Linked DNA regions of Homo sapiens: region 2 is linked to region 1. The links are chromatin loops, found by intact Hi-C in ENCODE. Cell type or tissue: mammary epithelial cell. All regions are shown on one strand. Links, peaks and the distances in the headings refer to the core of each region. The heading gives the core; the rest is flanking DNA.

Evidence for each region. Peaks named below come from ENCODE experiments on the same cell type or tissue, not always from the same donor. Only the 100,000 strongest peaks of a DNase experiment are listed, where the experiment ranks them.
Region 2: it touches region 1 in a loop (38-fold over the local background); 4 of 110 quality-filtered maps call a loop at or near these places.

Annotation. Positions count from the first base shown.
Region 1 is chrX:151,707,934-151,719,797 of GRCh38, reverse strand. It overlaps FATE1 (fetal and adult testis expressed 1), which reads right to left and starts at 3,763. Exons shown (of 5, transcript NM_033085.3): 1 at 3,573-3,763; 2 at 2,399-2,526. The coding sequence starts at 3,678. In mammary epithelial cell, for the core only: a CTCF peak has its summit at 5,766 (motif pointing left); no DNase peak of the experiment used is centred there.
Region 2 is chrX:152,811,545-152,823,408 of GRCh38, reverse strand. No RefSeq gene overlaps it. Among named protein-coding and RNA genes, the nearest start is that of CETN2, 13 kb to the left of the region's middle. RefSeq lists an enhancer at 3,016-4,215. In mammary epithelial cell, for the core only: a CTCF peak has its summit at 6,118 (motif pointing right); no DNase peak of the experiment used is centred there.

The sequences.
Region 1 (11,864 bases), core at 1,870-9,869:
GTGGATCAATTTCTGTGTAAAGGATTTTCATAGGAACTTTGCCACTGCACTCTGTTTGTTGCAATAAGGCATAACTAATCTTTCTCAAGAGGAGCACACAGATATTGGTGCAACTTTTTTATGAACCGTAGTTCATGGTCACAATATTTTATTTTCTTAAGATACTTCAAAAATTGCATTAAAAAGATAATGGGTATTAGGGAGACCCCATGACTATAATTTGATCAATGATGTCTCTTAGAAAAATTTTCAGACCATTGCTTGATTTTCCTATAAATTGGAATCAGAAGGACAAAAAAAATTTTGAGAGATTTGAAGGCAAAAAATAAGGATGAATGGCTGATGGCTGGAATTTGTTTGTTTGTTTCAGATAACATAGTTTGTTGTTAACCCACCAAGTCCCAACTTCTCTCTGTTAATCATTTCAAAAAATGTTATTTTAATTTCCATGTAATTTTAAAGGCACACTGCTTTTTTCCAAGTCAGCAGGATAGCATTATTAACTTTTCTCACCCTTGCATATTATGGTTCTCCTAGAGGCAGTTCCATTAACTGTTTTATTCAAAAATAAAGGAATGAATGAATTAATAAATAAATAGAATTAGTAAATTAGATTTCCTAATTCTAAATTTCTAAATTTAATTTATAAATTCAATATAATGTCTATATTTTCAAACAGTCTACCTCTAGCCCTTGTAGTCAACTTTAATTAAACCAGAGATTATATCTCCCCTAGTCTCAGGGACATTAGTGGTTTGCAGGAGCCTGACCTCCTGGAGCAACTTGATTTGGCTTCTGTCTTTGGACACAAAAAGTCAACTCAATATTTGACTTATTTTTATTCCCAGGAAACCTCTAACCTGGAAGCTTTTTTTCTCATTCTTCACTGGGGCCACCCAATAAATCATTTCAGCAATCGAGTCTCCCTCCCTCTCCAACCTTATTGCCCCCCAGTAACTTTCAAACTTCACTGTGGTAACAGTAAAGCCACCATTTTCTAAAATTTTCCCTCATCCATCTGAATGTGGTGAAAAGCACTGGCTACAGAATGATGGGATTCGTGATTCCCTAAAACAGTCAGGTCTACCTCCTCTCCAAAATGGCTCAGTATCCTTTGCAACAATGTGGCCAGCATTTTTCTAGAACATTCAACACCCACAATGAATGTAGCTTAAAGTACAGAACTATGGGACTCACATGATTTCCTGGAGCAGTCAGGCCTCCCTCCCTCTCCAATCTTGTTGCCTTTTCCCAGCAGCCTTTGCAACAGCATAACAACAATTTTTCTAAAACTTTCCCTTACCTACAGTGAATGTAGCTAGCTAAAATGATTGGATACAGAACTGTGGGACTCACTTAATTCTGTAGAATAGTCAGGTTTCCCTCCCCCTCCAAAATGACTGTGTTTTCCCAATATCATTTGCAACATTATAGCCACTATTTGTTCTAGAACATTCCTTCACCCATATTGAATGTAGCTTAAAAGGATTGCCTACAAAATAGTCAGATTCACTTGCCTGGATTTCTTTCTTCTTTCTCTTTCTTTCTTTCTTTCTCTCTTTCTTTCTTTCTTTCTTTCTTCCTTTCTTCCTTCCTTTCTTTCTTTCCTTTTCCTTTCTTTTCCCCTTCCTTCCTTCCTTCCTTCCTTCCTTCCTTCCTTCCTTCCTTCCTTCCTTCCTTCCTTCCTCTCTCTCTCTTTCTTTCTTTCTTTCTTGACAGAGTCTCACTCTGTTGCCCAGGCTGGAGTGCAGTGGCATGATCTCAGCTCACTGCAACCTCTGCCTGCTAGGTTCAAGCAATTCTCATGCCTCAGCCTCCTGAGTAGCTGGGATTACAGGCATGTGCCACCATGCCCAGCTAATTTTTGTATTTTTAGTAGAGACGGGGTTTTACCATGCTGGCCAGACTGTTCTCGAACTCCTGGCCTCAAGTGATCCGTCCGCCTCCTCCTCTCAGAGTGCTGAGATTACAGGCATGAGCCACCATGCCAGTCCACTTGACTGGATTTCTTAACAGCCAGAAAGCATAGGAGCCTCACCTGACTTATTGTGTGTATACACGCGCACACACACACACACACGTACCACACACATAATTTTAAATACAGGAAAGCGTTATTTCACACAATAGATTTATAGAGTAAAGTATTTATGTACTCCCCATGCAATATTTGTTTCAGGCATTCTGAATTCCCAAGGTTGAACCCCCAGCATAGGAAAGGATGACCCTGACCTTTAATTGGAACTTCCTGTCCTCATTTGCCAGCTTGGAGCACAGGAGCTTCCTCCTCCTCACAAGTCAACGTCTAGCCCTGCCTGACCTGGTCAGGCTAGAGCCCCTACAACCAGTACTCCCAACCCCAACCTGGCCACCAAGTGCTGAGGACCCCATACAGTACCATTTTCTTGGGTCGGGTGGCAGTCATATTCCAAACTCGTTTGGCTGAAGCAGAGCCAGCAGCTTTTTGTTCCAACTTCTGCTTCTTCTGGGAGGCACCCCGGGACCGAGATCCAAGCTCCATCATTTCTAGAGAGAAGAACAGAAGCTCCAGGAGCACCCATAGAAGTTGCACCAGGGTTTCTTGGGCACAAAACACACCAAAAAGAAGACAGAGTCTCCAGCTTTCTTGGGAATCACTCAGCACCCATTAACCACTGTCCATCAGCTGATCCCAGGTCTCAGTTTGTTCATCTGTTCAAAAGTTAAACCGGAATTTCCTGAGGGCTGAGCTCGAGACTAGGTTACTCTCCAGTAACCTAGAGACCAATGACCAAGAACAAGATTCCAGCTATCAAGGAACTGACCATCTGTTTGTGTATAAGGGGGAATGACAGGTGTAAAACAGAAAGCAATCTATCCTTGCAAATGCAGACAGAGAGATGCAGGCTCCATAAATGATCAAAACAGGGTAACATAGTGGAAGGAAAGGGCTCCTCCTAGAAAAGTAGGAGACAGCAATTGAGGTGGGGACCTGAAGGAAAAAAAGGACCCAGCCCTGGGAAATTGAGGGAAAGAGCATTCCAGGCAGAGGAAACAGCAAATGCAAGGTCTTTGGGGGAAGAAGCAGGCTTGGAGCATCGTAAGAACAAACATAAATGCAATGTGATCTGGATCCCTTTGTGTGCTATAGAAATGGTATTTTCTGTCTATATCATAGCATGAAACGTTTTGAGGAGGCTGATACAATCTTATAGATCATGGAATTTGGATTTTCCTCCAAATGGCAGGAAAATGAATTGGAGGATTGGGAGAGAGAATTGATCTCTGGTCTCATAATTTGAGCCCTCTGAGTATTTTGCAACAGAGACTGTGGTGGCTTGGATAAGGGGGAGACAGAGGTACTACACATGTTGTTCCCATCCTCCTCCCTCCCAGGGAAAAATGCTCACATCATCTATCCCTTTTCCCCTAGCTCCCTTACATCAACCCACAAATCCTCGAAGCCCGGCCAACACACAGATGTGCAAACACTTCCGTGCACACATGCACCTTTTCCAACACACACATGCACAGGTATAGACACGTATCTACACAGTTGGCTGTAGCCTAGGGGTATTTTAGGGGATCCTCACCTGCTATCACCAGGTGCTCTTGGTTTTCCCCTTGGCGTCCATGATTCAGTTCTTCTGCCAGGGACATTTCCATCTCCGCCTTGGTGTTGGGAGGGCCTCCTGCCATCACAACCAGCTGTTCTCTTGTAAGCTATGGCTAAGGATGCACAGGGTGCCAGGAACAGAGGAGTCACACTCAGAAAATCACCTCTTCCGGAAACAGGAGCTCAAGGAAGATATAGTCAGATCTGGGGGTGGAGTGAGACTCCCTCTCTAGGCTGAGGCCTTGGACACAGTACTTTCTGTTTCTATTGTATCTTGCTGGCTAGGTCAGTGGCCTTCTCCTCTGCTACTCTGTAAGCAACTTAGGAGAAGAGATACAATTCCGTGCCTTTGCCTGTGAGAACTGCTCTGGCTCATGAATCTCCATATTTAGCCCATGGGGAGAAGGGTGGGGTCCACCCTCCATCATTTCTATGAAGAAACAGGGATTGGCACAGGGTCCGAGAGCCAACAGTGGCCACAACAGAGTTAGGTGCTAGCAATCCAGGCCATACCACACCTTCAGAAGGGATTCTCTGGAGAGCGTATCCTACCTCCCCCATCCAGAGTCCCCAGACACGGGAGGTAGCCTTTTCCTGAAGTAGGTCAGCCTAGGCAGGAGCCATAACAAAGGGAGAGAAGGGCAAGAGAGGTGGGACCTGACTGCAGCCACTAGAACCCCCAGGGGCCTCAGGCCCTGCACCTTCTAAGTCCCAGTTCTCCCTCAGCTTCCCTACTGATTAGACCACTGTGATGGTCAGGTTTATGTGTCACCTGGCCAGGTTCTAGTCCCCAGTGACTCCATCAAACCCTAGTCTAGGTGTTGCTGTGGAGGCATTTTGTAGCTGTGGTTGGCATCTACAACCAGTGGACTTGAAATAAAGTAGAGACCCATCCTCGATGATGTGAGTGGGCCTCACACAATCAGCTGAGAGGCCTGAAGAGCAAAGACTGAGGTTTCCCAAAGTAGAGGTAATTCTACCCCAGGACTGCAATGTCAACTCTTCCTTGAGTTGCCAGCCTGCAGGGCTGCCTTGCACATTTCAGACTTGTCAGCCCCACAATCGCATAAGCCAATTTCTTAAAATAAATTTCTATATACTTGTGCATATGCAGATATATACATACATACATGCATACATACATACATACATACATACATACATACATACATATATACATCCTATCAGTTCTGTTTCTCTGGAAAACCCTGATTGCTACAACTACCTGTGGTGAACCCTTCATTCTAGGAAACAACCCCAGAGCCCCTGGGGGAATAGGAGGCTATTTGTAAAAGGAATCAGGACAGGTTTATATAAGGTTCCTTTTACAAATAGCCTCTTCTTCCCCCAGAGCCCCTGGGCCAGGTGGGAGGAAGAGGAGGAAGGAAGGAGGAAAAGAAGAAGGAAGGGAGGAAGGAAGGAAGGAAGGAAGGAAGGAAGGAAGGAAGGAAGGAAGGAAGGGAGAGAAAGTGGAAACGAAGGGGCCAGGAGTAGCTGAGATAGGGCGGCATGGTCTGAGGCTGCCTGCCCCCTGCCCCCACCTCACCTGTCCAGCTTGGGAACCAGAGCTGATATAGGCCCTGCCTGCATTCCTGGGGGCCCCAAAGAAGCCCTTCCCAGATCCAGTGGAGCAGCTGTGATGAAATTCGAGCTTTCTGGAGGGCCACCTTGGGAGCAGAGAAACTGCTGAGTGTGCTCAGCTCAGTGGGATTCAGGAGCCTGGGAAGCCCAGCCAGATTGAGCAAATGAAAATATAGGTACGAAGTACATTTAAATTTCAGATAAACAACAGTATAAGTATTCTCTCGTACACTAACTTTTGGGACATATTTACACTAAAGAATGATTCATGGATTGATTTGACATTGAAATTTAGCTGCATATCCTGTATTCCATCTGACAATCTTATCTCACTATGACTTCAAGATTTTACCTTGGGCAAGTTTCTCGCTTCTTTTGGTGTCAGTCTCCCCCATGGACAAGCCTCCCTACAGGGTGGCTGGATTGTGAGGAGCACTCAGAAGTCAGCAAAGCTAGAGCAGTGTGGGCACTGGCTTGCCACAGGGCCTCGGGCTATGGAGGCCAGATTTCTGTCTCGCTATCAACTGGCCCTGGTGGGGCTTCTTGGGCACAGGAGCACAGGGTCCAGGTGCATGTGGAGGCACTGCCCCCTGGTGGCATAGGAATCCACCACCTAAAGCCAAGCAAAGAGGGTGGGAGAATTCCTTCCCAATCCCTGAACCCCCAATGCCACTCAAAAACCCCAGCATCTCACCCCCTTAGCATGCCTTCCTTTCTTGGATTGAGTGCCAAGGACAACTTGGAGGTGACGAGAGTTTGCTATGTGCCTTTGAACTTGTCTCTTAGCATGCTAGCTAATTATAATTTCATAATTATCATCTGCATGGTAATCTCCTTTTGAAATGGCCCTAAATTCGTACTCCAACCATTCTGAAAAGCCCCCTACCCCAAAGTCTGTGTGCTAACCTCAGGGCCTCGAAGGACTAGAGCACCTGGGATACAGAGAGAGACCTTTCAAGTCTCACACGGTGCCTGGGTCCAGGAAGATGGCACATGGCCAAGTGTACATAACAGGCTGCAGAGCCCTAACACTCCAGTGGAAGGTTCTGCTCACCCAAAGGTTCAACAGATGCTTCTTCATAGGGGAAAGAAGGGTCCAGAACATACCTGGCTTGTATGTGTGTCTATATGTTTTCAGTGTTCAGTGTTTTGCACAATTGAGATCACCTACATCTGAGGTGTGTGCCATATTCTGCAACTTATTTTTTCAAGTGAACCATGTGCTTTGGGGAATCTCTCCGTGTGAAAACAAATCTACCTCATTTCTTCTCAGCCCAGCATAGCATTTCCCTACACAGCTGCCTCCCCTTGCTCCTTTATTGACTTGCTCATGGATATTTTGGGTGTCTAGAGCTTTTATATTTTTAGAAACAATGTAGCACTGAGCATTCCTGAACATGTCTCTCTGCACACATAGGTAAATGGGTTTGCACAGCAGGTGCCTATAAGTGGAATTGTGGGGTTCTAGGGTATGTGTGTTGATGATTTTGACCTATATGGACCAATATTGTCAAAGGAGCCTCCAAAGAGCCTGCACAAAGTGAAGCCTCACCTAGAAGAAAGTCCGTGTTTCTTCCCAGTCTGATCAACAGGAATATTATGCAACTATTTAAAAGGCTTAATGGGTGAAAAATGATATCCATCTCATTGTTGCTTTAATTTATATTACTTTAATTATGAATAATCCTGAGCAATTTTTCATATGTTTATTGATCTTCTGTATTTCTTTCCCATGAACTGTCTGCTGGAGGGTTTGGATCTTTATTAAAATAAGAGCTATTTTATTAACAGAAAAGAATAAGACAAAAACTCTCCCTCCTTTCAAGCTAAGTATCTCCAAAGGAAATGTATCATCTTTTTCCCTAAGGGGGATCGTGAGCACAGAGCCTCCACTGGGGACCAAACAAATAAAGTTAATTGCATCCAAGCTTTTGCTGAAACCTAGAGGGCATCCAGCCACCCACGGAGCAGGTGTCCAACTCAGGCTGCTGCCTGCCTACCTGTCCATCTGCCCTTGTGTCTGTCTGTCTTCTCTGCCTGCCCCCAGCCAGCCTGATCATCTGCCTCCAACAGTGCCTTCCAACCACTAGCTTCTTCCAGCTGTTCAGTCAGCTGAGCACTCTGCTCCATTTCCCAGCGGCTCAGGGTCGCAGCTCTGTCTGCCCCCAGCTCCCACCTCCCTTGCAAGCTGCAGCAGGAGATGGCAGGAACCTAGCCCAAAATCAGCACATCTGTGAGTGACTCAGAACCCTGCCACTGGGACATCTTAGGCAGGTTGCTTCACCTGCTTGGAGCCTCAGTTTCCCATGTTCACGTGGAAGTTTCAGGGAGGTGTGTGGGGGCTGCCTGGGCTTCAAGGCAGACTCTACTGTTCTTCATCCAGAGCAGCTCAGCTCTTACCACTTTCTTATATTGGGGCTTTATGTAAGAGGTCGTTGAAGCCAAATGTCTTGAAGGAAAGTAAAAAAAGCCACTGGGTGTGATGACTTCCTATCTCCCAGCCCTGCTGAGAGCCCAGTCTCAGGCAGCTACAGCCCCAAACCCAAGCAAATGGGTGCACCTGGATCTTTCAGGCAGCTGAGAGCTTCCTCTTGGCTTGTTAATGAACCTTATGGACCTGTAAACAATTCTCCTTCCTGCTCCTGGAAGCAGCTGGTACTGAGGTCATCCCTGGAGCCACAAAGCCCTCCCTGCGCCAGAGAGGAAGGGGAAAGGAGACTAGCAGAGTCTTGCATCTCTCCCGCCTCTCCTTAAAGAGGCAGGAAGGACAGACAGAAGGATTCAGGGTCAAACTGCAGGGACCATAGCTGGCCCAGGGAAGGAAGGCCACCTTGTGAGCAGAGAGAGGGAAATAAAAAGTAACAGGGCCACTTAGGGCAGCCCTTAGGACCCACTCCCATGGGGACAGAGCCACCTTGATTTCTAGCTTTCTGCCTTGAATCAAGATTGCCTGTGTGCTAGACACTGGGGATGGAGATGAGGTCCCTGTCCTCACGAAGTTCATGCTGTAGTGAACAGAGAATCAAATGGACAGGAAAGAAGTCCATCTCTCTGTGGGGACAGTAGCAGGCAGTTGTTTGTGTGGCGGCCATGCCCTTAACCCTGCTGCACTCTGCCTGTCTTGGAGTGTGGTGGGTGCTCACTATAGCTTGGCAAACCTAAGAAGGAGGGGCGCAAGGGAGATCTGTCCCAAGCAATGTCCCTGGCCTCTGTAGCCTCTGACTGCACACCTCCTGGGGCAGCTCGCTACCTCCCAAGGGGGCTGAGATCAGTAGAAACGTCTTCCCTGCATGGGTGGAAACTCTGGCACAGTCTGGGGGGTGGGGGAGGAGCAGCTTCAGCAGAAGGAAGTTAAAGATGCAGACACAGAGTCAGCCTTGGCTTTCAAACCAGCAGGTAGGACTGCGGTTGCTGAGATGCTAAGTGGTTCCCAAACAACCCAGTCCTCCAGGCTTAGGGGTCCAGAGACCATCCTGCTGTGCCTCTGAGTTCCTTCAGAACAGCACCTTGAGATTCCCCCTGAGAAAGGAAGGCTCTCTCAGCAGCTCAGGTGGAGCTGCAAAGAGCTCAGCGTAATTGTTGTTGGTTGACTGCCTTAGAAACAACTCGGGACCACCCTGCATGTGACAAAGAACAGCACCCAGAAAGAGGGGAAATTCGCCTCCCAGCGCAGCCAGTTGCTGTCACTGCCTGCTCCTTCTTCTGCCTTCTCCTTTTCTCTTCACTGGCCCAAGAAATCCTTCCCCCAAAAGCTGGCAGAAGGTTCAGAGACCCAGAGGGGTTTGTTTCCTGCCTATCTGTCACACTGTGGCCCAGTGTCACCCTGCCCCCAGCTGAGAGGCTAGGGCACTTTGCTCTTATGTCCAGAGATCCCTGGGAGCTGGTGGGAAAGAGTCTCTTTCCTGATCCTCAGGAAGGGGGTTTGAGCAAGGTGACCTCACAAAATCCTTGGCCTCGGCTGTGTGGTGACTCCTCAGATCAAAATGCATCTGCTTTTAATTGTTTCTGTGCCCAATGACTGAATTGTGATGTGTATGTAAAAATCAGGAGAATCAGAGGCCGAAGGAAGAGGTAGAAAATGTGGTACAAAACCTCAGAAAATGACCTGCTCAAAACACAAGCAGCAGCTGCCCCTCCAAGCTGGAGAAAGATGTTGGAGAGGAGGAAGAAGGCCCAAGGTGGGAAGCACAGCCCTGAGAAGCTGCATGGGTTTTTTTTTCAGACAGGAAGCTAATGACAGGTGTTCCCATCTATGAAGTGGTTACTATTCCCAGTATGCCCCCATTTTACAGATGGAAAAGCTGGACAGAGGCGGGAAGAGAGGGCTGAGATATGATCCAGTTCACTGATTCAGTGATAAACCAAGGCCATCACACTAACACTCCAGGGTGCTCGCTAGACCAAGAGGAAGTCCCAAGGAGGAGGTGGCTCCAGAGCATTTCAGAAAACATCCTCCAGCCCCTATTCTACTCTGACCTGCCCTTCACTCTTAGAAGATAGAGACCAACAGAGACCTTGTCTGCTTTGTTTGCTGGCTCCTCAGCACTTAGCGTGCTTCCTGGCATATTAGAAGATCACTAAATAGTGGTTGGATTGGAATGACCTGAATGTTAAAAAACAAAACAATCCCCCCTTAGCATCTTGTCTTTTGCCGCTAAACTTTCTCAACTCCTGGAAAGTGTTGCCTCCATCATATGCACTGTCTCCACTTGTTACCTTCCAGGCATCCCACTGCTCATTCTAGTCTGGCTTCTTCAGTCACCATGGAACTGAAATCACCCCTTGCCGAGGTCACCGATGACCCCCTGATGGCTCCATACAATGAGTTCACTTTGGCTGTCATCTTCCTTGGCTTCTTGAAAGCATTTCACATCATTGTCCACTGTCTCCTTCTAGAAACACTCTAGTCCTTCGGTTTTCAGGGCTCCATATGCCAGTGCTTTTCTTCCCACCTGTCTGGCCTCCCTCCTGGGCCATTAGGTCCACACTCAAGACCACTTGTTGTCTTTCTGGGACCTCAAGCAATTCTGATCTCTCCTGTTGCAGCCTAGGCCTCCCTCCTCAACTACACTCAAATGCGCTATACACCACACATGCAACACGTCAACTCAAACCTGTGGTCTTTTGCTCCCCTAAACCTGCTCTTCCTCAACTGTGACCCTTTCCAGGGAATGGCCCTACCATCTACTCTACTGTCTGAGCCCCTAAACCTGAAAGTCCTCTGGGATTATTCACTACCCCTTCCCAACGCAATCAGTCACCATGCATGGTTCTGCCTCCTGAATAGAGAATTCAGTGTTTCTTCCAATGTGACCCAAAGATCCCCTGCAGAAGAATCAACTGAGTGATTTGGTCACAATGCACATGGCTGGCCCAACCCTGGACTCAAGGTATCAGACTCTGAGGGTGGGGTCTGGAGATCTACATTCTAAGCAATCAGATAGTCTTGTGCCCATCAAAGTTTGAGTAAAAACCTTCTCAACAGTCTATCTCTCTCTGTCTCTTCCGTCATCAGCCTCATCCATCCCAGCGCTGTCTCTTGCCTGGGCGATGGCAATAACCTGACCTCCCTGACTTCTCTTATTCTTCGGCTCCTGCAGCCTGTTTTCCACATGGCTGGCAGAGCATGCCTGGCCATGCCCGCTTGCTCCTTAAGGCACCCCTTGGTGGCCTTCGCTTATCACTAGGGTAAAGACTACAGCTCTGAATACTGCCTAAAGGGCCTCACATAGGCCGACCTCCATGTATCTTGCAAATCTCATCTTGCACAGGTCTTTCCCCTCATGCTACCCTGTCTTCTGTTTCCTTAAAACCAAGATGGACTTGCTGAACTCCAGGCCTCTTCACGTGCTGCCCCTCTGCCTGTCTGAATTGTCTTCCATGGTCTTTGCTTGGCTGATTGCTACCCATCCTTCACTTTGGTTGGCCGTGGCTTCCTCAGGAAGACTTTCTCTGGAAGCCCCCAGCCCCACCCCCCTGGACTTCCCCTAGCATAAAGTTCATCATGCACTATTGCTACAGCTGTTCTGATGTTTCCCCCACCCAGCTATGCCCAGAGCTCCAGACAGCCAGGACCTGCATGCCCCAGCTTGTGGAGCACCATGCTCTGCCAGCACCCACCCCTAGATGTCCTATCAGCCCAAGGACCCAGCAGTGCCACCACCAATTGCCCACCCACTGGGCTCCTGTGACCCCATGCAACCAGCCTGATATGAAATGTTACCCAGTCTCTATTTTTATAGCTCGGAAATCCTAGTGAAACCGAACCCATCACACAGTTTGAGCTCTTCAGAGAAAATGCTGAAAGTTAATGTCATTGGAGCTGGCGGTGTTGTGATCCCCCAAAACAATGTATTTTGTCTGTAAAAACAACCTGTGGGGCACCAACGTTGTGTCTATTCTTCAGGCTTTGGGTTCTCACATCACTTCCCACAGAAGAACCCTGGAAGAAGCATTCTGAAGCCCACTTCTCCTTTCCCAACTCACCTGCCCTGTGGAGACTTTTGGCAGCTGTCCCAAGTCTGTCCAGCTTGGCAGGGAAGAAACTGCTTTGGGGACTGGTTGGAGACTGACAAGGTGCCCCTCTGTCTTTGCCAGCATCTCAGAGAAGCTATGATGTTCACCCTTCAAGATTTTCCAGAATGTGCATCATGTGCTTAGGTTGGAGGAAGGAGCAACAGAGTCTTCC
Region 2 (11,864 bases), core at 2,340-10,339, 1.1 Mb before region 1:
TTGGACTAGAGAGATCTGGCGGGATGGTGGAGAGGGCTAGGGAATGCAGGCCAGTTCCCTGAGGATGGACCAGAGAGCCGGAGGGGAGGAAGGGTAGGGGGACGGAGAGGGAGAATAGTCAGTTTGTGTTTGGTCTTGTGGGCCTCCTTAATAACTTAGGGTTGTGCTAAATTTCCTTGAAAAACCTGTCCAGCAGATTCGTCTTTTCTTTGCTTCCAAGTGTTAGAACTACTGTGAACAGCAGAATTTGTTGGTAGACATGCTCAAGCCTGATATAACGAAATGATTTAAGAAAGGAGGTGGTTCAGTTTCTGTCTCTGTAAGACATGGAACAGCTGCTGGGACTGAGATTTTTTTAAGTTCTATGATGACCGGGAAGAGAAGAAAGAACACATTTTTTACCACTTTTCTTGTTTAACCACCTCTTTAGGAAGCCTAGGAGTTAGACTGTGAGGTTAGACCCAGGTGTCTCAGGGACCACGTGGCTCCCTACCATCCACTGGGGGAAATTTCCTTAAAGTTCAATCTGGCTTTTGAGAATGCTGACCTTTCAAATGCAACCTCAAGTGCCAGGATGTCTGACTGTCATTGGGCCAACCTCAAAACTTGATCTTAGAGCAGCTCTTCCCTTGAGGGACTCCTGCTGTCAAGGATAACTGTATTCCAGGGCTGCTCAACTTTATTTTATGTTTTTGTCACACCTTTGAATACTAGAATTTTGACAATATGCTAGAAGGAAGTAATACACTCAAAACAACAGTTTAACGAGAATTGCAACTTAGTCACTACTCTAGGCCAGTAGGCAGCCCACTATACACTTAGTCACCCTTCAGTTGGACTGGACCGGCTTGCTGTCCAGATGGTGTCAAGTTCCTGCACAGTGCAGAAGCTACCCCTTTTTGAGCTAGCTCCTCCATCACCATTAGTGAGAAGTATCTTACAGCAGGTTGCTCCTTTCTCCACTCCATGTCTCATGACCTGCTTAGTTCATCGTCCTACATGCTGGAAGCCGCTGGAATGGCCACATCTTCAGTTGTAGCAAAAATAGTGCCTCTGCATCAGCTGCAGCTGTGAAGCTGAGACATCATCCTTGTGTGCCATGCTCGGACATATCGGACCCATTTGCTGACCCAAATCTCTGTCAGTAGCCCTCCAAATTCTTATGTGGGTTTGTGGACCCATTTCAAAGAACATCGCCATCAGCACTTGCTGTATCTGGAGCTAAAGTTACCCTCATTTCTAGCTTTTCCCTGCAGCCTCCCAGTCATCTGGTCTTCCAAGCCTCTCCTTAACCACCACCGTTTGCCTTTATCTTTCTGATGCAGTGGTTTAGAGGATTGATGTCATTTTCATTTTCTTTTTTGTCTTTGCCTTATATGTCACCCAGACTTTCCCTACAGTATTCACACTCATCCACCCCTTTCTTTTTCATTTCTGAAGCCACCACCTCAACTCAAATTCAGATTGCTGAAATGTCCTCCTAGCTGATTTCCCTGTCCTGTCTTTTCCCAAGACAATCTGCAGTACTGTCTTTGTCATGCCATTATTTTGCTCAGGGAAGAGACCTAGCCTTTTGATTCAGCCGCCCCTGGTTAAAATCCCAACTCTTCAACCCAGCAGCTGTGGTTTTGGGGGAAAGGATTCAACCCCCTCAAGCCTCAGTTTGCTCATCTAGAAAACAAAGGTGCAGAGAGGTCAAAGACAGCAAACAAAGGCTAGCGTAGAGCCTGATGCCTCTTTGCCACAGATGATGGCTGCTCATTAATTAGCCTGTTTTTCTTTTTCCCTCTGACTTGGACACCGTGTCCTTAATACATGTCTATGTGTGTTTCCCTTCATATAAAGTTAGTTGCTATATATATATGTACTCATGTCTCTGTCATTGTCCCTACTGAAATATTGTCCCCCCATCTTATCCCAAATCTGTGTTCTTCTCCTTGTGAAACTCCTCCTCAGAGCTCCCTCCTTCCAGAAAACTTGTTTTCAAATAGAGGACTGCGTCCCAGCTGGAATTCTGGAAGACAGCAGTCTTGCAGATATGTCCCTTGCCACTAGGTGGGGTGCCAGGACAGAGAGGTTCTGAGGCAGTGCCACTAAATTACCTTGAATTCAGCAGTGGTTTAAGCTGGATCTTCCTAGTGCCCCAAGAGGGCTGTGGTCTCATTTAGCCTTGGAGGGCTGTGGTCTCATCTAGCCTTGGGGTGTGATGGAGATAATGCCACAGTGGGGAGAATCCTGGTGGGGCTGTGGACCCCTTGGAAAAAGTCACCAGGTGTGGGCACTGATGGAATGACAGGTCATTTGAATGGATACCCTATTAAGTCTAGCTATAAGTGAACAAAATGATACATTTGCATTTTTGAGTGTGAGCGATCAAGATTGCTTACCTGCTACATGGGCTCATTGAGACTCCCTAACTACTTTGAACACTTCTCAACAGAAGAGAGCAGGGTGCCTTTGATGTCATCATAGCCGGGCTTTGTGCCTGGTACAATGCTCCATCCATCCATCATCAGGTTTATTAACTTACTAAGTTTGTTGATCCTATAGCAAGGATTTATTAACTCATTAAAAATGTCTAGCATTCTGTGGCTCTTTTTCTTCCTGACCATTATCCCTTGTTATGAGTTGAATTGTGACCTCTAAAATTCATATGTTGGTGTCTTAACTGCTAGGACGTCAGAAGGTGAACTTATTTGGGGGTAGGGTATTTGTGGAGGTAATCAAGTTAGAGTGAGTTTACAACAGTAGGCCTTAATCCAATACAACCAGTATTTCCTTATATCAAATAAATATATAAATAAATACTGGAAATATATACATATATGAATACTGGGAATATACATATATAAATAAACACTAGGAATATATAAATATTTCCAGTATTATAGTGCAAAATATATATATATTTACAGTATTTATTTCCTTATAAAAGGAGAAATTTGGACAGAGACACAGACACGTGTAGAGGGAAGATGATGTGAAGGGACACAGGGCAAAGACAGTCATCTTCATGCCAAGGAGAGAGGCCTGGAACACATCCTTTCTTCACAGCCCTCAGAAGGAGCTCACCCTGCTGACATCTTGATCTTTGACTTCCAGCCTCCAGAACTGCAAGACCATGTAGTTGTGTTGTTTAACTCCTCAGTCCATGGGTACTTTGTTACAGAAGCCACAGGAAGCTCATACATCCTCTCTTTTACTGAAGAACTTTCTCTGTTCCCCTAAGTGTCTCAACCAGAAGTGCACACAGTAATGTTGATGAAACAAAAGCTGAACTTGGAATCTATGCTGCAGAACTCATGACTTCATGGACACTGGATGTGGCCTCTCCTGAGAGATCCATGAGCCCCTGGGTGTGTGCAGCATTGCTACCAGAAAGCTTTCTTCTCAACTTGGAGACTGAACTTGAACATGCACGTGAGTCCATCTCCTTGCGAGATGTTGGATGTGGGGAAATATTTGTGCAATCCCTCATACAAATAGATCCAGAAGGTAAACCAATGATTAAAACTGAGTCAGCAAACCATGGGAACGATGAATAAGCAGAGGCAGGGTGACAGAGCCTCCGGATGTCGTTGGTGGTGGGATTTTCATGTCTAACCTACTATATGTAGTCTAAGAGACATGTTTTCAGGGTGAACGGGGCTATCTGAAAGACAGATGCCAACCTCGTAAGAGGCATCGTGGGGTAGCAGTAAAATGTCTCTAAAGCTGAATTTCTGGGGTTCCACCACTGGCTCTGCTCCTACTAGTGACTAGTGCAAAATGAGTGACCTGTAGCAAGTTACCCAAAGCCCCAGTACCTCGTTTGTTTCATCTGTCAAGAGTGAGGGTGGTATTAATATAATCTACTTCAAGGGCAGTTGTGAGGATTAAATAAGCTACATGACAGTCAATCAATACATATTTGTTGAATGAATACACTAAGAATTTGGCTGCAATCTTCAACTCTAGGGTTAAGGAGTTACATCATTAATCCAAGTGCTGCAATTGAGGAATATACCCTTAGAACAGGAGTTTCTAACCTGGGGCACTTGGATTTCAGGTGTCCATGAATCGCCTGGAGGAGAATTCCTGAAATTTCCTTAAATTCCCTGAAATAATGCACATGTGGCAATTTTCATCAGATTTGTTCAAAGAGTTCACGAGCCAAGATTCACACCCACTGCTCTAGATTTGGACATCATTCTGGGGGGCATGGAGAAAAATATGCAAACCCATAGCATTGTGCCATAGCTCTGTGTGTGTGTGTGTGTGTGTGTGTGTGTGTGTGTGTGTGTGTGTGTTTGGGGGTGGGGGCTGGTTTAGAGATCCTCTGTCCATACAGACATTGGCTGAGTTCAGCCTGCTTCCTGGCCCTTCGGGATTTTTTTCAGTGAGGCAGCTCTAGCATTATTTTTATGCCATGCCTGAGGGCATGAGGCTGCTGCTTCCTTGCTGCTCTGGGGCCTGGGGATCTCTATGACGCTTTCTCTGTCACTATCTAGACATCCCCTGCAATCAATCGCTCCTTGGAGCCTCTGGGATCTAGCAACTTCACCAGCTGTCTGGATTTCCCGCTCTCTCTCCTCCCTCTCCTCCAACTTTTCTTTAGCTTGAAGATCAATCTTCTGGAAGGAAAAATGCCAACAAAAGAGGATTTATTTTCTTCCAAGAAATTGCTCTCACACTTCCTTACACTGACTAAAAGGCATTTTACTTATCTGTCTTCAGCATTTTCTTAAAGCCTCAATTCATTTTCAGCTTTAGCTTTCCCCAGATTAATTATTCGTTAGGATCCACACCATTTCGTATGTGCTTTTTATCCATCACTAGATCTGTCCCCTCCTTCTATCTTTTGCATTTATTCATTTATTCATTTATCCACTCACTCAGCAAATACTTAGCACCTATTCCGATCCAGGCCTTGCAGAGAAAAAAAATAAAGTCCCTGGCCTCGTGGAATTTACATTTTAGTGAAGAAGACAGGAAACAAGCTCAAACAAATAAAGGGGGGTAAGGAGGCGGAAATGGATGGAGGGGGTGCTATTTTGGGGAGGGTGGTCAGGGAAGGCCTTGCCATGAAGCCCTGTAAGGATCTGGGAAAGAGTGCCCAGGCAGATGGAACAGCAAGTGCAAAGGCCCTGAAACAGCAACAGGCTTGGCACAAGTGAGGAACAGTGAAGAAGCATGTGTGGTGGCAGCAGGAGGCAGGCAGTGAGTCAGGCCTCACAAACCCCATAAGGTAAGGGTATGTTCTATGGGGGATGAGGAGTCATCACGGGGTTCTGAGCAGGAAAGAAACCCGAATAGCATTGCCACTGCACTCTCTTTCTCTCCAGTTTGGCCTACACGCTTTTGTTTTTTTCTTAATCTTTCTTGCTTAGAATTTTAACTGCCTATAATGCCCATCCGGACAATTGCTCAAGGCACCAGAGCTTCCTGCTATGGGTTCAGGCTCCCTAAAAGGCCCATATGGCTAGTGTGATGGTTAATTTTATGTGTCAACTGGACTGGGCCACGGAGTGCCCAGACATTTGGTCAGACGTCATTCCCGGTGTGTCTGTGAGGGTGTTTCTGGATGAGATTAGCATTTGAGTTAGGAGACTGGGTAAAGATTGCCACCCATTATGTGGGTGGGCCTCATCCAGGTAGTTAAAGGCCTGAATAGAAAAAAAAGGCCAACTCTCCCCCAAGTAAGAGAGAATCCCTCCTGCTTGAAGGCCTTCAAACTGGGACATTGGCTTTTTCCTGCCTTTGGACTCAAACTGCAGCATCGGCTTCTCTTGAGTCTTGAGCCTGCTGGGCTTTGGACTGGAACTATGTCATCAGCTCTCCTGGGTCTCAGGCCTTCGAACTCTGACTGGAACTACATTATCAGCTCTCCTGGATCTCCAGCTTGCCAACTCACCCTGCAGATCTGGAAACTTGCCAGCCTCCATAACAGTGTTAGTCAGTTCCTTATAACCAACTTGTATATATTTATATATAATATAGACATAGATTTATATTTATAATCTAAATATATATGTTTAAATATGTATATTTATATGTATTATGTTACTCCTTACAAATGTATCTATCTTTCCTATTGGCTGCTGCTCTGGAGAACCCTGATTAACACAGGCAGCAGAGGGCGATCTCTCACCAAACACTGGCTGTTTCCCACGTTCGTCCTGTTGGATAGTTGTTTTCTCTGAAGGGGTGAAAAATCTTCCTCATTCCTTTTTTTTCCAGACAAAAGAAGGTAATTTCAGAGAAAGAGAGAAGCATAAAGAGTTGTTGGCATATGTGATAGGAGAAGTTCAGCTCAGATCAGGCCTGAGACGACCTAGGCAATGCATTCTACATGAGGCAGACACCAAAGTTCTTCTGCTAGTGACTTCAGCCAACACAGCATACTCTTCCTGGAAATCAAAGACCACGTTATAACCAGCAGTACAAGCTAAAGGGCAAAATTTTCGAAGTGGAACTTCTCTAACAGAAAAAAACAACAACAACAGTGGAACAGTTGGAAAGAAGGAAGAAAACTGACAGTGACAGAATGGCTATGTTTCCATTACGCATAATCTTGCATTCACGCACACATAAGAATACAAATGCAAAACAACACAAAACAAAAAGCAGAATGATACAATGGACTTTGGGGACTTGGGGGGATGAGTGGGAGGGGGGTCAAGGGATAAAAGACAACAAATATGGTGCAGCGTATACTGCTTGGGTGATGGGTCCACCAGGTTCTCACAAATCTCCACTAAAGAACTTACTCATGTAACCAAATACCACCTGCACCCCAATAACTTATGGAAAAATAAAATTTAAAAAAAAAGAAATCTGTGTTTGCCCACGTATAATGAAGATATTTTCCTGTGTTTTCTTCTGTAAGTTTTATAGTTTTGTTTTCCATGTTTCGTGTCTATTTCATCTTAATTTTTTGGTGGGTGGCAAAATTTTCCTTCTGAACCCATATGGAGACTCATTTGTTCCAGCATCACTTATTGAATAGTTTACCTTTTCCCAACTGATTTATAAATATATAAAAATTCTGCCATAAAAAAAAATCCATATATGAAAAAAAAAGAACACAAATGCAGAGAACAAGATCAGGAAAGATGCATACCAAATTTTTAACAGTGATTTTCTCTGGAGAGGGGAAGGAGGTTGGACGTGGCTACAGTGAAGTGGATTTTTAAATTCTATTCTGGGTTTGAATTTGTCAGAACAAAATTGTATTCATATATAACATTTATACTTAAAACTGTTCTTAGATACAGCTTCACACATGCTAGGACACGCTAGGACGGCTATAATAAAAAAATAAGGAAAATAACAAGTGTTGGCAAGTATGTGGAATAACTGGAACCTGGATTTATTGCTGATGGGAATGTAAAATGGTGCAGCCACCTTGGGAAACAGTGTGGCAGTTCCTCAGACGGTTAAGCATAGAATTATGATATGACCTAGCAATCACACTTCAAGATATAGATGCAAAAGAATTGAAAACAGGGACTTGAAAAGATATTTATACACCAATGTTCATAGCAACATTATTCATTATAGCCAAAAGTAGAAACCCAAGTGCATCCCAACAGATGAGTGGATAAACAAGATATGGTCTAGCCATACAATGGAATATTATTGAGCCACGAAAAGGGATGAAACTCTCATACATGCTATAACGTGGATGTACTATTAAAAACTACGCTTCCTGATAAAAACCAGACACAGAGGACAAATATTATATGATTCCACTTATATGAGGTACCTAGAATAGGCCAATTTTAGAGACAGAAAGTAGAATAGAGGTCACTGGAGGCTCAGGTGAAGGGGAAAGAGGAGTTACTGTTGAATGGGCATGGAGTTTTTGTTGATAGTGACAATTTTGGGGTATAGATAGTGGTAAAAGTTACACAACATTGTAAATATATTTAATGCCACTGAATTAGCAACAAATTGTTACATTGAAAAAGATTGTGTTATATATATTTTACTACAATAAAAAACTGACAAAATACTTAAGAGAAAGGGGTGTTATACTATTATATCCAGTTGCACCCTTTCATAGAGGAGAGAACAGTGGATTCCAGGATCTAGAGAGGGGAAGCCTCAGTTTTATGGGTAGCGGGCTTGCATGAAGCAGCAAATGCTACAGAAGTTTCTCGCAGCTGGAATATAATGAGACATGAGAATCAGCTGTCATCAGGCTCACAGTAAACTTTGTGAGTGAATGGACTGGTTTTATCTTTGCTCATCATTGCAACCTTAGTTTCTAGCACGGTATCTGGTGCCTGTAGGCACTCGATAAACATTTATTGAATGAATGAATGTATGCATGAATATCTGTGACTTCCTAGTAATCTATTAAAAAAAAACTATCTGTCCCATCAGTTTGGGCTGCATTGTCAATCATTTGATGCATAATTAGAAGAACAGGCCCATAATGCAAATATTTGGTTGTCATTAGCATAGAGATAGTGTATTAGTTGGGCCAGGTTAATTGCTTCATCAAACAATTTCTGTATTTCAGTGAGCTGACTCAATAAAGGATTATTTTTCACTCATGTTCAAAGTCAGTGGGGGTGGGTTGGGGTGGAGGCCGGGCTCTGTTTTATTCAGGGTATTAGACATCCAGCTTCCTCTTGTCCAGTAGTTCCAGGGGCCCCTAGGCACTCAGAGATCTCCACTGGCATTTTTTTTTTTTTTTGGCACCGGGCTGGCAGATGAATGAAAAGAGAGAACATGGAAGATCACGTGTGAGGTTTGAGTGGCCAGACCTGCAAGTGTTAAACATCTCTTCTTCCCACATCCCATTGGTCAGAAGCTAGTGGCACATAATCAAAAGGGATTCCAGGAAATGTGGTCTAACTGCATGTAAAGCAGGAAAAGGAAACCGTGTTTGGTGAACATGCAGCATGGTCCATGTTGCAGGTAATGTTGGAAGCCATAGATGAGGGGGAGTGCTTCTAGGTAAACTGTGGTGAGCCTGTTAAGAGAATGTAACCCAGCCCCGAAATCCTAGGAGCTTCCGTGTTTAAGAAGTGGGAAGAGGAGGAGAGGCCAAGAAGGGGGATGGAAAATAAGGAAAGCAACTGCAGGAAACCCAAGAGGATGGAAGGGCACAGAAGCAAAGGGAGAGGAAGTGGTCACCTGGGTGAAGCTAGTGAAGGCTGGAGTTTGCCCTCTGGATTTAGCAACATAAGCTCATTGACCTTAGCAAGAGCAGTTTGTGTGGTGTGGTGGGAGTAGAAATAAGATTGCCGTGGCTTAGGATTGAAAAGTGGCTGAGGAAACAGAGGGCCACATGCAGACGTTTTGAGAAATGTGACCGTAAAAGGGTGGAAAGAGAGTTAGCATGGTAGCTAGTGGCCATGTGGGGGTGGCAGTGGGAGAATTTTCTTTTTTTAATGGGAAAGACTTGAGAATGTTTGATTGTTTAGATGAAAGAAAATACAGTAAGTAAGAGTGTGGTATACTACCAGGAACGAATAAATGGACTATTGGAACAGAAGAAATAGTCTTGAAACAGGCTTATGTGCATATGGCAATCTGGTTTATGGTAGGGGTGGTATTAAAAATTGATGTGAAATGATAGGCCGTTTCTGAGACAGACAGGCATGCACCTATGTATGTGGTAATCTGTGTATATTGTATACTTTCATTTTTCCAGAAAGGATTTAAAACAGCTTAAAAAGATGAATTCTATGCAATAGAGTAAGACAAGCGTTTAAAGAGGGAGAAAATGACGTGGGGACAATGAGGGGAAACATGCATTTAGGTTTTACAACTTTAAGTATCTCTTTGATGCTGACTGCTTTAAACGTCCGTGCTAAGCTGATGTTAAGTATTTTGATCAACTAGTGCTGTGATCTATTAGACTGATAATTCTTTATGTAACTTGCTCTGCAATGTCCCATTTAAGGCAGAGATTCATATTTATTCTGGACGTTGTTCTGAAAAATCATGCAGTTTCTGCTCTTTGCTCCGTGTACTGTGCGACAGCCTTTGACCACAAGCAATAAAACCTGACATGAACGTTAGACAGGCACTGACTGTTCTGGTAGCAGAAATAGCTTCTAAATCAGACAGCAAGCTTGGTTTCATTTTTATATAATCATATCTGTTCCTGACCCCAGATGGCACCCCATGAGCCATCTTCTGCTGTATTTACTCTGAACTCTTTCTCCTAAGCTGTTGGAAACCCCTAAGCCTTTGCTTATCCTTATGTCTACAATGTCCCTTTATTCCCTGTCTCCTCTCAGCAGACTCTTTACAAGATCTAGCTTACCTGTCTGTCACACACTCGAGGGGATGCTTTCAGGATTCCTCCATGCTGGATTTGTACTCTTCTCTGTGCTTCCCCAGCCCTTGTTCTCTTCATCATGGCACGGAAGCCTCGCAGCAGAGAGATGGGATTTTCTTTCTCTTTTTGTAAATAAAGATGGGAGTCTTGCTCTGTCACCCAGCCTGGAGTGCAGTGGCGTGACCTTAGCTCACTGCAGCCTCAAACTCCTGGGCTCAAGCAATCCTCCCACCTCAGCCTCCTGAGTAGCTCAAACTACTGTCACATGTCACCACGCCTGGCTAAAGAAGGTGGGATTTCTATTTAAAAATACAACTGCCATATCAACAAGAATGATGGTTCCATGGGAGTGTACATTTGTTAAATTTTTCACTAAGTTGGACACAATATCTGGGTAATTTATTGTATGTATGTTATACCCCAATAAAGCACCATTAACCTAAAATTGTTTTAACAAAAGAAGAAAGAAGAAAAATCTCCTTAACTATCTGCAGTTGCTTTTGCTTTTCAGGCGAGTAACATGGTTGTCCCTGGGTAGATAGCTCTTTGTTTAGGAAGATACCTGGCTGCCTCTGGGTTGAAATGAGGGAGTCACAGAGAGAGCTGAATTGCTCCTCCACATAAAGGCAACAGAATCTGTGATTTCCTGATGTAGCTACTTTAATAGTAAAGGAAGAATGTTCCCTTAGTGCTGGTGTTCATGAACCCCATGCACCTGGAACTCTGGTGTGTGACACTTATAAAGGCTTGTCATATTCACTCTTTTGTTTGGTCCTTAGGGTTAGGGTAAATGTTGATATGGCTCCAGAGTCCTTCTGTCAAAGGATCCAGCCACGGCAGTCCTCTTAGTCTAGGGCAGGAATGCAAACCACAGGGAAGCTTTGAGTCTGGGGTTGGGAGATCTGTGCCAGGAAGTCCCTGAGCCCACAGGGCAGCAGAGGGATGGGCATGCCTAGGAAAGGGATTCAGACCTTCTGAATTGGGCGAATTGGGGTGCAATTCCCCCTAGGCTGGTGGAGTGGAAAACACAGGCTTAGGGACAGATCAAGCTGCGTTCAAGTCCTGGCATGGCTGCCTACTGGTTTGACCCTGAGCAAGATAGTTAACCCCTTAAAGTCTTGGGCCCTTTCTCTGTGAAAGAGTCATAGGCTTTATTTCACAGGAGTGGGAGGAATGAAGGATGTTATACTAGTCTGCTCCAGCTACCATGACAAAGCATCACAGACTGGGAGGCTTAAACCATAAAAATGCATCGTCTCCCAGATCTGGAGGCTGGAAGTTGGAGACCAAGGTGTGGGCAGGGTTGGTTCATTCTGAGGCCTCTGTCCTTGGCTTGTAGATGGCCCACTTCTCCCTGCGTCCGCACATGGTTCTCCCTCTGCACAAGTCTGTGTCTGAATCTCCTTTTTTAACATGGACACCAGTCATATTGGATCAGGGACCACCCTAACGGCCTCATTCTATCTTAATTACCTATTTAAAGGCCCCATGTCTAAACAGTCACATTCTGAGGTACTAGGGCTTAGGAATTCAATATATGAATTTTGGGGGACACCAGATAGCCCCTAACAGGTGTTGTCCT